Regions from separate parts of the Mus musculus genome. Here region 1 is linked to region 2. Evidence: chromatin loops called from intact Hi-C (ENCODE). Cell type or tissue: left cerebral cortex. All regions are shown on one strand.

What was found. Peaks named below come from ENCODE experiments on the same cell type or tissue, not always from the same donor. Only the 100,000 strongest peaks of a DNase experiment are listed, where the experiment ranks them.
Region 1: a loop joins it to region 2, with 7 times the contacts of the local background. A loop is called at or near these places in 14 of 42 quality-filtered maps.

What each region holds. Positions count from the first base shown.
Region 1 is chr11:64,713,991-64,721,990 of GRCm38, reverse strand. Gm30305 (a long non-coding RNA gene) reads left to right here and starts at 2,733. Exons shown (of 4, transcript XR_879925.1): 1 at 2,733-2,951. In left cerebral cortex, a CTCF peak has its summit at 3,111 (motif pointing right); DNase peaks (open chromatin) are centred at 3,119 and 6,610.
Region 2 is chr11:64,437,838-64,445,837 of GRCm38, reverse strand. All of the region lies in intron 1 of Hs3st3a1 (heparan sulfate (glucosamine) 3-O-sulfotransferase 3A1), which reads right to left. Among named protein-coding and RNA genes, the nearest start is that of F930015N05Rik, 5.2 kb to the right of the region's middle. In left cerebral cortex, CTCF peaks have their summits at 3,449 (motif pointing right) and 6,707 (motif pointing right); DNase peaks (open chromatin) are centred at 3,444, 3,801 and 7,861.

The DNA.
Region 1 (8,000 bases), 280 kb before region 2:
CTCTGAAGCAAGGGACTGTATTAAATACGATAGTACTGAAACGCGAGGAGGGATTACTTGCAGAAACTCAACAGTCCTGATTTTCAGATGCAGTAACAATAGTCAAATGGCCCCTGGCAGTGCCAGCCTGCCTACTGGGTTATTCAGAGTATTTCCTCTTGGGTCAAGCTTCATTTTGCTCAACAAAAAGACATTGTGGTCTATGAAGGTGAGAGGCTATCTCCTAAGCTCTGTGCTTTCCCTGGGTCTCTTCAGTGGAATTTTAACATCTAGGATTGAGAGCTGAGAAATACAGAGAAGGCAAAGGAGAACACATATTGTGTGCATGGGAGAAGCACCTCACTTCTAGTCTAAACAGCTATGCCCTCATCATTTCTTCAGAGTTCCTCCACCTTAAATCAGACTCGAGCAATAAATACCAGAACAACGGATAATCTGTTAATAACAGGAGCTTAACAAAAATGAATGTCATCCTAGCTCGATCTGTATGAGGAGATTCTTGACTGGAAATGCTCAACATGACTATAGTTCAATGGATGTCACATCATTGGATGTTGGGATGTATCTAGTTTCCAACTCTGACATTCAGAGGAGGTCAAGGCCCACAGGTATTCCCAGCTCCTCTCCCTCAGCTTCTTCATATGACAGGAGTGATCTCTTAGGTGTGCATCTCACCGGGCGGACTCTGATGCCCTGGCTTTAAGATTCAGGCTTTGAAATTTCTTTTTTTAAAAGATGTCTATAGTTCTTATCATTCTCTAGTTTATTAAAAGTACAGTAAACAAATAAAAGTTGTATTTATGATGAATGACAGGTTTGAAATAGATGGATAGGGAGATGATGGATGGATAGATAGATAGATAGATAGATAACAGATCGATAACAGATCTGTTTTAGTGTTGGTACTTTGAGATTTTGATTCCTATAGCATTCCTGGTGAACATAAACATTAGAAATTCTCAGTGAAAGTCTAGAGGGCTGAACTCAACAGTATATGAAAATAGTCATGTCCCATGACCAAATAAGCTTTATCTCTGTAATGTGAGGATGTTTCAACACAGACAGATTCATAAATGGAACACACAGTGTTAGCAGAATGAAAAATAGAAATCACATTATTATCAAAATTTCTATTAGTAACTAGTTGGAACTGTGTCTCTAAAGCAAATGATAGAAATCCACACACTCTCCCTAACAAAGACACTTTGTGGGGCTGAGATGTAGCCCTAAACCGGGTTCACCCTGAGCCTCCTTCAAATACTTGGTTCCTACATTTCTCAGCCAGAGTTCAGTGTCATCTCTGTTCACAATTACTATTTGCTGACACCCTGGTTGCCTCCCAGAGATGCTCCAAAGTAAGAAAGGACATCTCCTTCTTGCCTTTGTATTCACAGCCACAAAACTCTGGGAATTGTTCTCACTGGCCAGTCTGCATCCCAGCTAAGAGGAAGAGGAGATTCGTGCTGTTAGCTTTGTTTGTTTGTTGTGTGAGATTGAGCAGTCCAGGCTGGCCCTGAACTTTTAACCTCTCTGCCTTCTGAGTCCGGGGATTGCAACTCCTGTGTTCCACCACACTTAGATGGGTTGTGCATCTCTCACTTTAACTGTACTGACTGGAAGGGGCATAAGGCACAGCCAAAGAGGACTAAAGTATATTCCTTGAAAAATATCCATAAGACAGAGACTCCAGGGCTGTGGGTGTCAGCTAGCCTAAGGGAAGGTGGGACAAAGGTCACTTGTCTACAGCTTATGTGTCCGAAGATAGCTCACTTTAATCTAAAATGCTTAAAACAATGTACTCTGTCCTTTAAATGTTGTTACCTCCCAGTCCTGTGGAAATGTTCCAATGCTCTTTCAAATATTCATATTTTCTGAAGAGGCCTAATCCGCAGTTAAGTCTCAAGTGAAATGAAAGGACAATCTAAGACTGAATGAGCAGGCTTATGAGGAAAAATCGTGGCTTTGCCCAATTCACATAAGGGAAACTGCTAAGCATTTAACCCACAACAAAAGGATAATTAGGCGACATCCCTGTCCATTTGATGCAAGGAAAACATTATTTTAGCTAATTAATAATTTCTAAAGCATTTTCTTAATGACACTTTGATGGCAATCTCAAATGGAAACACATCTGTGTACATACAGAGCAATGACTATTGAAATAGTGTGTGCACGCATGCACACACACATCGTAATTACTCTCTGGATTTGTCGCCTGAGGTAACTTGGAAAATAAAGGTCAGATTTAGAAACCATTTATGGTGAGAGCACCACAAGCCCGGGGAAGAGATTTATTCTCCTATTTCTCATCAAAGCTTTTGATCCTAAACAGCATGCCCCCTTCTTTAACATTTGTTTCCACATTTATTTGTGTGCAATATGAAGGTAGGGCTGAGGACAACTTGCCAGGCTCAGTTCTACCTACCCACGATATGGGCTCTAAGGATTGAATTTGGTCTTCAGGGTTGGCAGCAAGCATCCTTGCCCTCTGAGCCATCTCATTGGCCACTAGCCTATACCTTCTTGTGGTCTAAACTTCATAATACCAAATTTCAAGTCAAAATATACTGACTAGACTACAGCTTTGAAGTTATCGTGCACAGTATGGAAGGTAAAATCATTAAGATTTGATTGGGTATTAAATTGTCTCAATTTATCTCCTTTAAGGAACGTGAGAAACACGCGCGTGTTTTTCCCAGAGAGCTCTGCTCATAAGTACGGGTTGATCCAGCCTCTCGACTCCAGGGGCAGCAGCCAGTTACAATCGGCAGTCAGTACTCTCCTCTCCGTGTATCCTCAATCCTTTCTTTCTCTGGAGGCTCCTATACTGCTCTTTCAGAGTCCAGACCAAGGTTAGACCATCCATGGGCTCCAACAGGAACTGATAGGTGCAAATTCTTTGTCAGATCACTAAGAAATGCTGAGGGCACTTAGACCTTTGAATTAACCAGGTAAGATAAAAACATTTTAACCTAGCCCAGGCACACTCATTTTTCCTGGTGTCCAGCCCCAGTTGGGTTCCCCCTTTTTCTTAGTGTCCAGCCTCTGGGCTTTTGCTGAAGCTTCCGGGTTCTCCTCCAGAGGAGTGGTTCCTCAGACAGGCCCACTGCTGACCAGTAGGGGGAGCCCCAATGTAAAGGCATCGTGGGCTGTTCAAGTTTCTCACACACAGGAATTACATAATTTGTGGCATACTAGGAATGAGATAAGTGCCATTAATGTAAGATTATGTTTTTTTCCTAAATGGGTTAAGATGATTTTAAGTTCTCAGTTAAACGACTAAGAATGAACAGACTTCTACCTGACTTAGGAGTTATTGATGGTTGCTAACTGCATTTTAGAACCTTAAGCACTTTCACAGTTCAGAGTGAAGGGGCAAATAGGGAGGCCAGTGTCTGTCGGTGCAGGAGATGTCAGGGCTGCAGTGGGAGGTGAAGGACACCTGACAGAGACCCCTGTAACCTTAAGACAGTGACTTAAGTGTGGGCCCTGGAGAAGCACCAGTTGCAAACGTTCCTTTGATAACAGCTCAGCAGCCTGAAATCACACACAGCAGGGCAAACAAGCTCATTGCTCATGATCTACACAGATCAGGGTTGGAAACAGGGTAGAAGAACATAGGTCTGAACCCAAGGACAGCCAAATGCTGAAGGCCAACTCTCCTGATTGCCCTTCCTACAACTAGCAGTGGATCTCAATTTCAGCAAAGAGAAAATGGATTTCTTTTCTTTCTCTTTTCTTACAGCTGAGAGATTTTTAAATTAGAGTTAACATGCCTCAAACAGAACTTAGAGTGCATCCATGAGGGTGAATAGACCAGAGGAGAGGTTGAATAAAAGAGGGAAGGGAAGGGAAGGGAAGGGAAGGGAAGGGAAGGGAAGGGAAGGGAAGGGAAGGGAAGGGAAGGGAAAGGAGAGAAATTTTCTTACTGGTTTTCTTATCAAAGTTGAAAAGCTCTATGGAACCAGGGTAGCAGTTACAAAATGGTTTGGAGTTGAAGTTAGGGGATTGTCTACAGACAAATGCAGACTGGATATATACACTTTAAACTGTCGAGACAGATGTGGCCTGATGATAGCTTGCCATAGCACACCAAACAATCACTGAAGTAGAAGGCAGCAGAGTCTACCTTAGAGGCAGAACACACGCAAGAGCTCACTGTGTAAAGCGCTGTACCAGAAGGGAAAGGCTGCCAGAGGCAGTGTTGATTGGCTTGGGGAGAATCAGTGGAGACTTTCCAGAAATCATCATTTTTGCCAGCTTGAAGAGTATGTAGGTATTAGGAGAAAAATGTGGCTTGATGGGTGAGAAGGGAAGTTGTCACCCAGGCTGAAGTAACTGCCTGGATAAAGTCTCAAAACCAAAGGGCCGGGGTTGGAGAGATGAGCCAGCAGTTCCAAGCACTCGCTGCTCTTATGGAGAGCCTAGGTTCAGATCCCAGTACCCACGCTGGGGGGCTCACTACTCCTAACTCCAGCTCCAGGGTGCTCAGACGCCCTCTTCTAGCCTCTGCAGGTATGACATCTATGTGCATATACCCATGTGCACACATACACAGACATATACATAAATAAAAATAAAGTGAATCTTCAAATAACAAAAATGGAAAGAAAATGCTACCCATTGTTGTGACAGAAACCATCTCTGTAAAGTTAGAATATCAACAGCAACAACGACAACAACAAAGATTGAGCTGATAAGGCACAAGCAAAGCAGAGAGTGATTTCCAGAAGAGAGGATTGTTTATATGAATCACTTCAGCCATATATAGAAACTGAAAAGGAGGATAAATACAGTGTCACTTCTAAGTAAGGACGATGCCATAAGAAGATAAAGGCTTCTTTATGTGTATTTTTTAATGTGTATTTTTTTTTTTAAAACGGGAGTCCCTAGAGATCATGAGGACAATGAATAGCAGGAGAGGAAGACTAATGAAAAAGATCAGTTAGGAGACCACTACAGGATTCTGGGATGCCAATGTAGTCTAAGCCAGAGAAATGGTCATGAGATGGGTGCAAGTAAGAGATGATTCATCAAGCCATCTGATATGAGTATGTGGGAGAAAGCAAGAATGACAAGCAGGTGACCATGTTGGAACAGTTAAATGCCATTTTCTGAGAAGGAACCTCAGACATAGATCGAATAGCCAGTTGTGCATTGTACATGTTGAATGTAATGTGTTAATGAGTCATTAAATGGACTGGAATGAGGGAGCCAGGTTAGAGATAAGACCCCATGGGAAGTGGTAAAGACAGTAGAGAATTCCATCTGAGGAGATGGCATTGCCTGAGTGTGTACAGGTGAAGGAGAGAATATCACAGGAAGAGTAGAGAAACCTAAGAAGACGCCAGGTAGACTATGGCTGAGGCATGAGGAAGAACTTATCCCATGTCCCTGCAGCAGGGAATCATAAGGGTATATTAAATAGATAGAGCTGTTAGAGTATTATTGAAACAAATAAGTGTCTAAGTTACATACAGAAATCTTTGACCCCTCCTTGAGTACTTTGAAAGGATGTATGGAAGGGCATATTGGAAGCTCATAAGAGAATGACACTTTATTTGACAGCTCAGCCTAAAGATGGGGTGATAGAGGGCCTATAGTTTCATCAAAGAAATGTGCAGTACCCAAAGAAAAAATTTATTAGAAGCTGGGATATTTTAGAGAAAGTGTATAGGCAGTAAAAACGGGCAGAGGTTATCTCTTCTGCATTGAATGAGAATAAGAGGTGTGAAACAAGGTTGTGAAAAAAAACCCACATGAGCTACATTCTGAAAATGCTTTGTAAAATGTGATGCTATGTGGGGAAAATCTAAGTATCCAAGCCAACGGAAGTCAAGGCAGTTTTTCATCAGTGGTAACTTCAGAAACAGGGAGACAGCACTTAGAGAATTCTGAGATGAGAATACAGTGAGATCATAATTTTATACCCAGCTATTGTTTATGAGAAAAGGTGCTCAAAATTTTTGGATATCCTGGAATGCCCATGCCTGTCTTGGAAATTTATTCAGAAAATTCTAGAAAGCAAGAAACAAATCAAACTTAGAACTTCACAACTATATCACAATGACAAACTAAGCACTTGCACACACTTTTCTACTCCTCCACCTTGGAGAAAAACTAGCGGAACGGGAACAGGGTAATATGTCCTTACAGGATAGAAGGTTCTGGAAAAAGAGATTTAATCAGCAGATCAGAATTCTAAAGAATTTTTGGAAAACTATATGGTAGACTGACTTGGCAGTAGAAGGAGAGTAGAGAAAACCACAAACAAATGGAGACATCTGGCTATCGTGAGGGCGTGTGCCTGTGGTTAGAGCTACTGGAGAGACTGCAGTGGAGGATTGCTTGAGCACATAAATTTGATGCCAGCTTGGGCAATATATCAAAACTTACCAGGAAAAAAAGAAGGAATTATGTAAGGAAGAAGGAAGGAAAGAAAAAGAAGGAAACAGAGACAGCTGGGCTTCTGGAATGGGTCACTGCAGAAGACAGCACTGGTCCTCCCTAGAGAGCCCTGGAAAGTCTCCAAGATCACCATCAATGAGGGTTAGAGATATTTGTCGAATGATGTTGGATGAATGAGCAGGCTGTGTAGTAATTAGCAACATAATTAATTGAAGGGTTGCCAGCCCAGCTGGGCTGGTCCTCAATTCTGATACACAGAAAGCTGGCTGTGTTACTTCCTTCTGTATAATGGATGAGATGTGTCCTCTAAATAACATGGTAGTCCTGTCTTCAGGAAAGGAGAAATTAGTGGAAGGGCAGCTTTGTGCCAAGCTCAGTTCTAATGTGACTAGGGAGCCTGGGACTTCTTACATGCCCCTGCCTCATCCAACCTCTTAGAGGCATCTGCAAGAAGAAGTAGCCCTCTGCCCAGGAGGACTGTCAACCTAGGGCAGTGCTTCTCAACCTTCCTAATGCTGTGACCCTTTAATAGTTCCTCAGGTTGTAATGACCCCAACCATAAAAATCATTTCACCGCTACTTCATAACTGTACTGTTATGAATTGTAATATAAATATCTGATATCCAACCCCCCACAGGGGTCGCTAGCCACAGGTTGAGAGCCACTGATCTAGGGAGATGATACCCTGTATGGGTATCCTTCCCCTGGAACCGCTGACCAAAGCAAAGCTTAGTGACTGACAGTGCCCACTCTAGTCCTTTAGAGCTCTAGGGAAAGTGAACCAGCAGTGAGAAGCTCTCCTGTGAGAAAGTGGGAAGGACAGACCCTGAGAGGTTAGCACAGGCCGTGCGGGCAACTATGGCTTCTTCAGTGACGATCAGCAGAGATGTGTCAAAGGATACCAAACATGGAAAGAACACACTTCTTTGAAACTGAATCATTGGATGGACAAGAAGGTCTGAGTAGTAAAGCGACAGAAGCGATAGCATGATTGTTACAGAAGAAATGGTTCCAAAATGAACGATGCAGCCAATGGATTGTAGCTAAGAGATAAACCCATCTGTGGTCTTGTCCTTAGCTTTTCCCCAACTCTTAAGACAGATCCGCCTTTGCTATTTAGAAGTTTTGTTAGAACAGCAGATATACTTGTCATGTTGTATTTCTATGGTTTGTCTTATTTAAAAAAAATTAAAAACAGAGGCAACTTATTTTATGAAACTGAGGTTTCTTTGCCTTCTCCAAACTCCACTCTTTGCTTTGTGGAACTTCTTGGTCTTACTTTGTGGGCATTTGCAATGTCTCCTAACTTTTCTATTCAAATAGTTATGTCTCTCTTTTATTTTCAGATGCATAAAATTATAGGTTTATGTTTATTTTCTTTGGGTTTATTCTGAAAATTTTGAAAACACCACAAAAATTAAGACAGTAATGAATTATTTATTAAAAACTGTTTTCATGTTCTGTAGGTGTGTCACCTGTTACAGATGCTGAACATTGAGTCTGAATGCTATATCTGTAAATTACCTGCTTCCTCCAAGATCACTATTTTTCTCAGAAAAAAAAAGCCACTGACAATTTTTAGCTGATATTT
Region 2 (8,000 bases):
TGGGTTTCAGCTACTTTACACCTAAAGTGGTGAGCTTTGTCAGATACCTGTTACACGTTTCACATAGCTGGTTTGCTGTTTTGACAAAAAATAAATAAATAACTTTTAGGCACGTTGTTACCCATTAAAATGGCAAAGGATGCCAATAGTAGAGAATTGATTGGTATTGACTCACAGAATTAATCTTATTTGCACAAGCATCTACAAAGATGCCTAAACCAGATTCACCAAAGACTGGCCAATCAGCCTTTGAAAGGAAAAGCTACTGGCTTCCTGGGGGCTCTGGAAGGAGCTTCTGTTGCTTTGCTTTAAGCCAAAAAAAAAAAAAGTAATGTGGATAAAGCTATTTTTACAGTTGTTATAAATACCAGAGGGGAGATGTTTGAAGGAAGATTTGTCAGCACTCTGTTGAATGAGAAGCCCAGATAACACAACTGTGCAGTTAAAAACGGAAGCACAAAATGACAGTATGCCACCTAGGCAGGGGTTTCAAGTCTGATAATGCTGGCAGTACAGACAGTGAACTCAGCAAGGAAGCCACTTAGCTATAGGATGTGTCCTCCACCATGGCTCTCCTGCACTCTGTAATGGATCTCTCCATCTCTTCCAACCTGGAATGTAGAAATAGCTTCAGGTTGCTCTGGGAGTGTCTACACCATAGCAAAGATATTGAGCCCATTTAGTGGGGAGATTTATATAGGCTGGTCAGGATATTCCAAGCCATGTTATCAACCCTACTAACGTCTATACCCCATAACCAGCTTCCCCAGCTCTGAGACCTACTTCTCATATGTTTGTAGTTAAAAATGAAAAAAAAAAAAAAGGTGGGGGGGTGACTCTGGAGAGATGGCTCAGCACTTAAGAGCACTTGTTGATCTTGCAGAGAAATTGGGTTTGGTTCTCAGCACACACATGGTAATCTGCAACCACCTGTAACTCCAGTTCCAGGGGATCAACACCGTCTTCTGACTTCTGCAGGTTATGCACATGGTACACAGACATTACGTGCAGGCAAAACACCTGCACATAAAAATGATAGATGCTAGATAGATGGATATATATATATATATATATATAGATAGATAGATAGATAGAGAGAGAGAGAGATGATAGATAGATAGATAGATAGATAGATAGATAGATAGATAGATAGATAGATATTTTTTTAAAAAATTTTTAAAGCCAAGTGTCTCATTTGCCTGACTCCTATTTTGGCTCTTCATCTTCCTCAAGTCCTGTCATCTGTACCATGGCTCCCTGTCCCCAAAAACCAGTCGAGGGGAGGCTCATCCTGCCTGGGACCGAGAGGCACTGCAAGAAGGGAGGCAGCCAGCCCGCAGCGGCCTCCAGGGTAAGGGAGCTTGAGACACAGCATTGTGTGCAGAGCACCTAAGCGCAAGCTGCCTTTTCTGTTCCCTAAGCGCTTCCTGGCTCCTTTGATGTCTTCATTTGGGGGTTTAGGATAATCTTAGCTATTTAAGATACACAAAATAGCACAAAGAAATTCTTGGTATATAAACTACTCCTCCCAGGGAGGCATCATTACACAGGTGCAGATCAAGTACAACACGCTGGTGAAAGCCAAGGTATCCATCTCAGTTAACTAGACTGAATGTGGTAGCACATGCCTATAACCCCAACACTTGGGAGGCTGAGACAGCCAGTCTGGGCTACATGCAGAGATGCCATCTGCAAACAAGAAACAACACATACAAACATGAGAACCTACCTCTCCCTCTATTCACCCTAGAGTTCTTCCAAGAACCCCAGAGAGTGCCCGACATAACGTAGCACTAAGTGCAAACCACTTATATGCACTCACACATAAATGTAATGGCTTTTACCTCGCCACTGAGCACTTCCACGCTGTGGCCACAGCTTCTGCACTTTGAAGCATACAAGAAAAAATTGTACAGGTTTCTTTTTTTTTTTTCCTTCAGAATTCTGCAGACAGAAGACTCATCATGCTACAGACCTCACGAACCCAGCATTCGAGAGAAATCTCTCCCTTGACTCAGATTTGGACTTTTCACTTAAGGGAAGCCCTTTGCACCTCTTCTTCTTCATGTCCAACATACCAACTCCTGGGCTTTGTCTCATATTAAGTAGACTAAAGATTGGTTACCCAGAAGCACGGAGGATACTAGGACAGTGGAGTTGGGAAGGGAGATGGTTGCTAAGTACACTAGACACAGGGGTGACTCATGTCCCATAGAACGCCATGCCACATCCTGCTATCCAAAAAGGCTCCAAATTTGAGAATCGTGAATTGTTTGTCTCTGGATTGCCCCATTGATGTGTTTTTAGACTATGATTGAGCACAGGTAAGTGGAACTTCAGTTATATGGAGGCTGCCACATAATGCCATTCATTCAACCATCTGCAGCATCCATGTGTGCCTAATTTGTCTCCACAAACACGTATTCTTCTGTTCTAGGCCCCAATTAAGAGAACACCTCCCTAAATGTATATGCTTCTTAATAATGAGTCACTGTTGTCTTCTCCCATGTGAAAGAGATTATGCGCCTTACCAGGTTTTAGGCCACCTTGACATTTTTCAAAAGTCACACTGCACCAGTGTGTTGCAAAGCTCAATTTGGAATCTTGGGACTGTCTTATTTACATGGGTTCTGGACACAGGGGATGGGGGTGGATGAATACCCACAGATGAAAGAATATTATGTTCAATGAATAATATCAGGACAACGTAGAAGATCTCAGCAAAAGAGGCCCCTGGGTTAACTAATTAAGCTCACTTCTGCCAGGCTTCCAGTCATGTCCCTACTCCTTCTGCTGTTTTAACCTGACCCCACCTATCCACAGGCCCAGAAATGCATCCCTAACTGATGTCATCACCATCCCAAGAGTTGTCCTGCACTTGGTAGGCACAGGACAAGCGCTGGAAGGGTTAAGCTGGCTTCTGTATGCCTCCTGTTCTATTAAGACCCTCCTCCAGAGCTGCACCACGCAGGGGAAGGAATAAGCCTGCAATAAAGTCATCTGGAAGCGTTTTCATCTGAAGCCAGCTTTCAGAAACAGAGGCAAAATGCACTAACAAAAGTAATCTGGGCATATGGCATTCCTTCCTCATGCACATGTCTAATATAAATCCTCTAATCATTTGTATCTTGCTTTTTGGGTTTATTGTCAAGTCAAGTCTTTTATTTCTCTCCAACAAATAAACTGCCGAGAGAGAGAGAGAGAGAGAGAGAGAGAGAGAGAGAGAGAGAACCACCCATACCTAAAGAGATCAGTACAGCAGCTGGGCTACGAAGCCTATACCTGCTATCTAAGTTCATTATTATTTCTTCCTTTCCCCTTCCCCTTCCCCTTCCCCTTCCCCCCCTTCCCCTTTCCTTTCCTTTCCTTTCCTTTCCTTCAAACACAATTAGTCTGGAAGTTGTCAGGGAAATTTACTGAGTATTTTACCACTAGGTGGCGCTACACAACACATTCAAAGTAGGTGGCTCACGAGCGAGAAGGAATTTTGTTTATATCCTTTCAAAGACTCTCTCTTGCATTCCTAATGGCAAGTACTTAACTGCATTATTAATAAACACTCCCCCCTTCCTGCCAGACATCTGCCATTGTCTGACAACTCCTGAGACCGGCTAAAACTGTACTCTGCAGTGTGGAACTCAAGAGAGGCGTTGGACAATCGTACGTGTTCAGGTGCCTGAGAAATATCAGCTACTCAAGAGTTGTATCTATCGTTGGAAGCAGGAATTAGGCGAGATCTGAGCACTGGGTTCACATATGTTTGCTTATTAGTTGTATCCATATATCCCACAGAAATCAAATCAACACAAGCTCTCAAGTGTTAAGCCTCTGACCAAGGCGAAGGCTAGAGGGCAGAAGTGTTGCTTCTTTCTTGTGCGTGTATATAAAAGGCACATGTCTGGTAAGAAACTTGCACAATTTTAACTCATGGCTTGAAGATAACAAAATTCCTAGACACCCAGGGTTTCATATTGTTGGGAAATAGAGACCAAGAAACTACACTAGATCGCCTTGTTTTATATTTTGGGTTTTTTGTTTTGTTTTTTGTTTGTTTGTTTTGGGGGGTGTTGTTTTTTATGTAGTTCCTCACTAGGGAACCAAACTAGCTTCAAGCTTGAGGTCTTCCTTATTCAACCTCCATAGTTCTGGGTTACAAGGTGAGTCACTGTGTCTGGCAAAACAAGTTCTCTTTATATGCCGCATCTCTATTAGGTGAGGGTAACGCTCTTTTCCTCTCCCCCCCCCCCAAAAAAATATCTAAGTATACAGGGTCCCTGCCTGGACCCAGACATGGAACTGATGGTGGGTACAATTTATATTTGCTTAAATGTGTCCCATAGAGAGACAACCACTTCTTATGGTTGTTTATATCAAGGACGGTTGTTTGCTTTGTGACCAACACTCTTCATGATGTGAACATCTGGTCTATGTAAGGTTAGCCCCTGTTGTCATTAATTGCACAGGCTGACTTTATTCCCATGACCCCTCTAAAATACAGACTTGGCGCTTATTCTTCCCTGGCCAATCAACCAGTTTATTTATGTGAGACAAATATTTGGGCCAGCGTGTTTTCTGTTAAAAGGGGGACGGGGAGCAGGAGATCATAACGCTGTGGGAGGATTTCCACCCAGAGATTGTCTTCACGTTCACACACAAAGTGTATCTGCATGCTCTGACCCTCAGATCATAAGGGGACGTACACACAAGGAAGTGCAGACCTGAGGTTTTGCAAGAGGTATTGCAATTCTTCTATAACCAGCATTTCTTAGATATTCCCCAACCATTTAATGAAGTTCTTCATACAAATGCCATCCCTCCCCCTTCTATTGTATTTCTACTTCCACACACACATACATGTATAGCACACACACACACACACACACACACACACACACACATGCACAGCTGATTAAGTTGCCAATGATATCTATGGGGGAGAAAGCCCAGAATTCCAGACAATGAGAGCAGGTGGGAAGTGTCTAGTCACTCAGAGCTCCTGGGAATTATAGTCATGGAGGAAATGCCTCCCTTTTTCTCTACACACGTGGACTCCCTAGGCTCAGAGTCCTCTTGGCCCTGGTTCTTTGCTTACTCAAGGACATTCATTGTCTCTGGACTTCACTCCATATGACCTTGCATGGGTGGCCAGGATCTGCACCTCCTTTAGCTTAAGTTTCAAACTCTTTGTGAAAGAAAGGGATGGTGGCCCAGAGGGTAGGATTGGCTCCTGGAGGTGCTGTGCAGCTGTTCCCAGCTGCCACGAGATGCAGCGCTCTCCCAGAAACCAGAAGTGCCTTTGTTCAAGTCATCGCTCCAGTGGCCTTGAAAAAGAAGGCCATGATCTATGATGTTGTAAGGTCAAAATGTTTCATATTTTGATGAAGTTAGGAGCTTCAAGTCTTCACACTAAGTACTTGTTCATCATTTCTGTATGTGATAATGTGATATTCTTGACCGAAATGGTCCAGTCTTGCTAATGATGGGAATTAAGATATGGGACATGGTAGTACTAAAGACAACATAGTAAATGCTTCTAAATATGGTCCAAATAAAGGCATAGAGTATTCAAGGAGCCACTTATGCGCATGTGTGCTTGTGTGCATGTGTGGATGTATAAATAGATAGAAGACAGACAGATGCACAGCAGGCCCTCTGTATCTATAGGTTGTATACCCAGAGGCTCAGCCAACTGCATGAAACTTACAGAAAAAAAAATTGCATCTGTGCTGAATATGTCCTGACTTTTTCTGCTATTATTCCTTTGACAATACTGTAGGAGCTCTTTACATAACATTTATGTCCTATCACACATTATAAATAATGCATACATGATTTAAAGTGCAGAGGAGGATGCTTTCAGTTATGTGTGAATATTGTACTATTTTATAGGAGAGACTGGAGCATCTGCAAAGTGTGATACATGCAGGGGGATGGGACAAATGGCCCCAAAGATACCAAAAGGAGTGTATATATGTGAACATACACATGTTCGTGTGTAGTTTATTTAAATACTTTACAAATATGTATCCTTTGTCTCTGTAAGGAAAATAGAATACCTTTTAGTTGGTACTGATGTAATAGACAAACGGGGAGCGGGCCCTTTTCATTCAGTTCAAAGCTCACCTGCCCTGGAACTACAGTAGAGAGATCCAGTCTTGACTTCCAGTAAAGATGTTTACATTTTGAAGAAAGGAAAAGGATGTACACTCCCTTTTATAGTCATACCACTCGTGCAATAGCAGTGGATATTGTTCACTTGGAATGAGTACTATCCCATGACACACAAGCCATAGACATTTGTCGTATTAATACTCTCTGCTCCATTAAGTCATGGGGGATGCTTTTCAAATTCAACAAGGAGGAGTTTCATACCCAAATACTTCTACTGGAGTGTGCTGAGTTGTTATATATATAAGTCCCCACACAGAAACATTTTTAGGGTGTTTGGTAGGAACATTAAAACACTTTAAATCAATAAGAATAATATCCTGTCTAGAGATTTTGAGTAACAAATTCATTTTCATTTTACTATAATTTTTTTTCAAAGATGGATTTATACTCTACTCTGGAAACACAGCTTACATTTCTATTTTCATCTTGATGGTGGAAATAAAGAAACACCTCAGCAACAGAAATTTCTAACTCTCAAACTCCCTCTCGAAGAGATTTCTTCAAACTTCCTTAAAGCGAAAGCTTTCTCCTTTTGTGAGGACAGTAGGGGGCACTCCCACCGCAAACTGTTAGGACAAATAGTGACAAAGAAGGAGAGAGACAGACAGACAGACAGACAGACAGACAGACTAGACATGTTTTGACTCCCCATATCACTAAGCATCAAAAGTATCACCTATATTTTTCTCTTCTCTAACTTTCTTCAGGGTGCAAATAAAAAGTTTGGTTTTGTTGTTGTTTTTTCCTGCCCCTGCCCCTGCCCCTGCCCCTGCGTGTGTGTGTGTGTGTGTGTGTGTGTGTGTGTGTGTGTGTGTGGTCTTAAGTATGCATAGAAATTCTATATTGCAAATTTGGGACAACTTACAACAGTCTAACCAGACCCTTCTTCTGAATATTAGGTAAATATAAGTAGCCAAAATGAACAGCAGCTTCAAGACAGCCTGTGTGGGGTTTTCTCACATAGAGACTTCAGTCTTCAGTCCTTCTCACAAACATCAAACTCCAAGTTCAGAGTCAAGATGAAAAGAACCCGTGGGGAAATTTTCATTAAATAATCCCATAATCCAGGCTCCACAGGTTGGGTCCTCTTAAATAAGAGTTTCTCATATAATTCAGTGAGCTTAAATTTATGCATTCAATAAAAAAAAAAAAAACCCACTCCACTGTGAATGTTAAAACAAAGACATTGTTCCGACACTTGGAAAATTAAATTCACCAAACCATGAAGCCTACTGTGCAGTTATTTTTGTAACCACCATAAATTGCTTTATAAAACTCCTCTACTGGATAAACAATCCAAGGAGATTTTCTTCATAGTAAAGGACAGGGCGGCCTTAAAGTTTATGACTTTTTCTTTTTCTTTTTTTTTTTTCCATACTTTTTTTTTTAAAGTAGTTGTGTTTCGAGTTACCTCAAAACCTTCTTGCTTTTACATGATTTCAGAAAGTTCCACAGAAAATCAGATCCAGGTCTGTAGATATACCATGCCCTCAAACAGACGTTACTGGAGTAAGAAGAAGCAATCCCATCTTGTGAAAATAAAGTTTAGTAGGGCAAAGCAAAAATGAAGGGGATTAGTACTAAATGTTTCACTATATTTAATTGTACCTCAGAGCCCAGGGCCGGCCTGTATGTCTCAGACTGATGGCTTGAAATGGGTCTCTCCCTGCACTGTATGAGGCCACATTCAATGCGAGCGGCTCTAGATAAGAGTTTTAGGGGTCTTTAATCACTTCATTCTTGTGTCCTTGGGGAATAGCACAGAACAGCCTTTGTGTCCAGAAGAAGGACCTGTTGTCCAGACTCAACAGGTCACTGCATAAGAACTT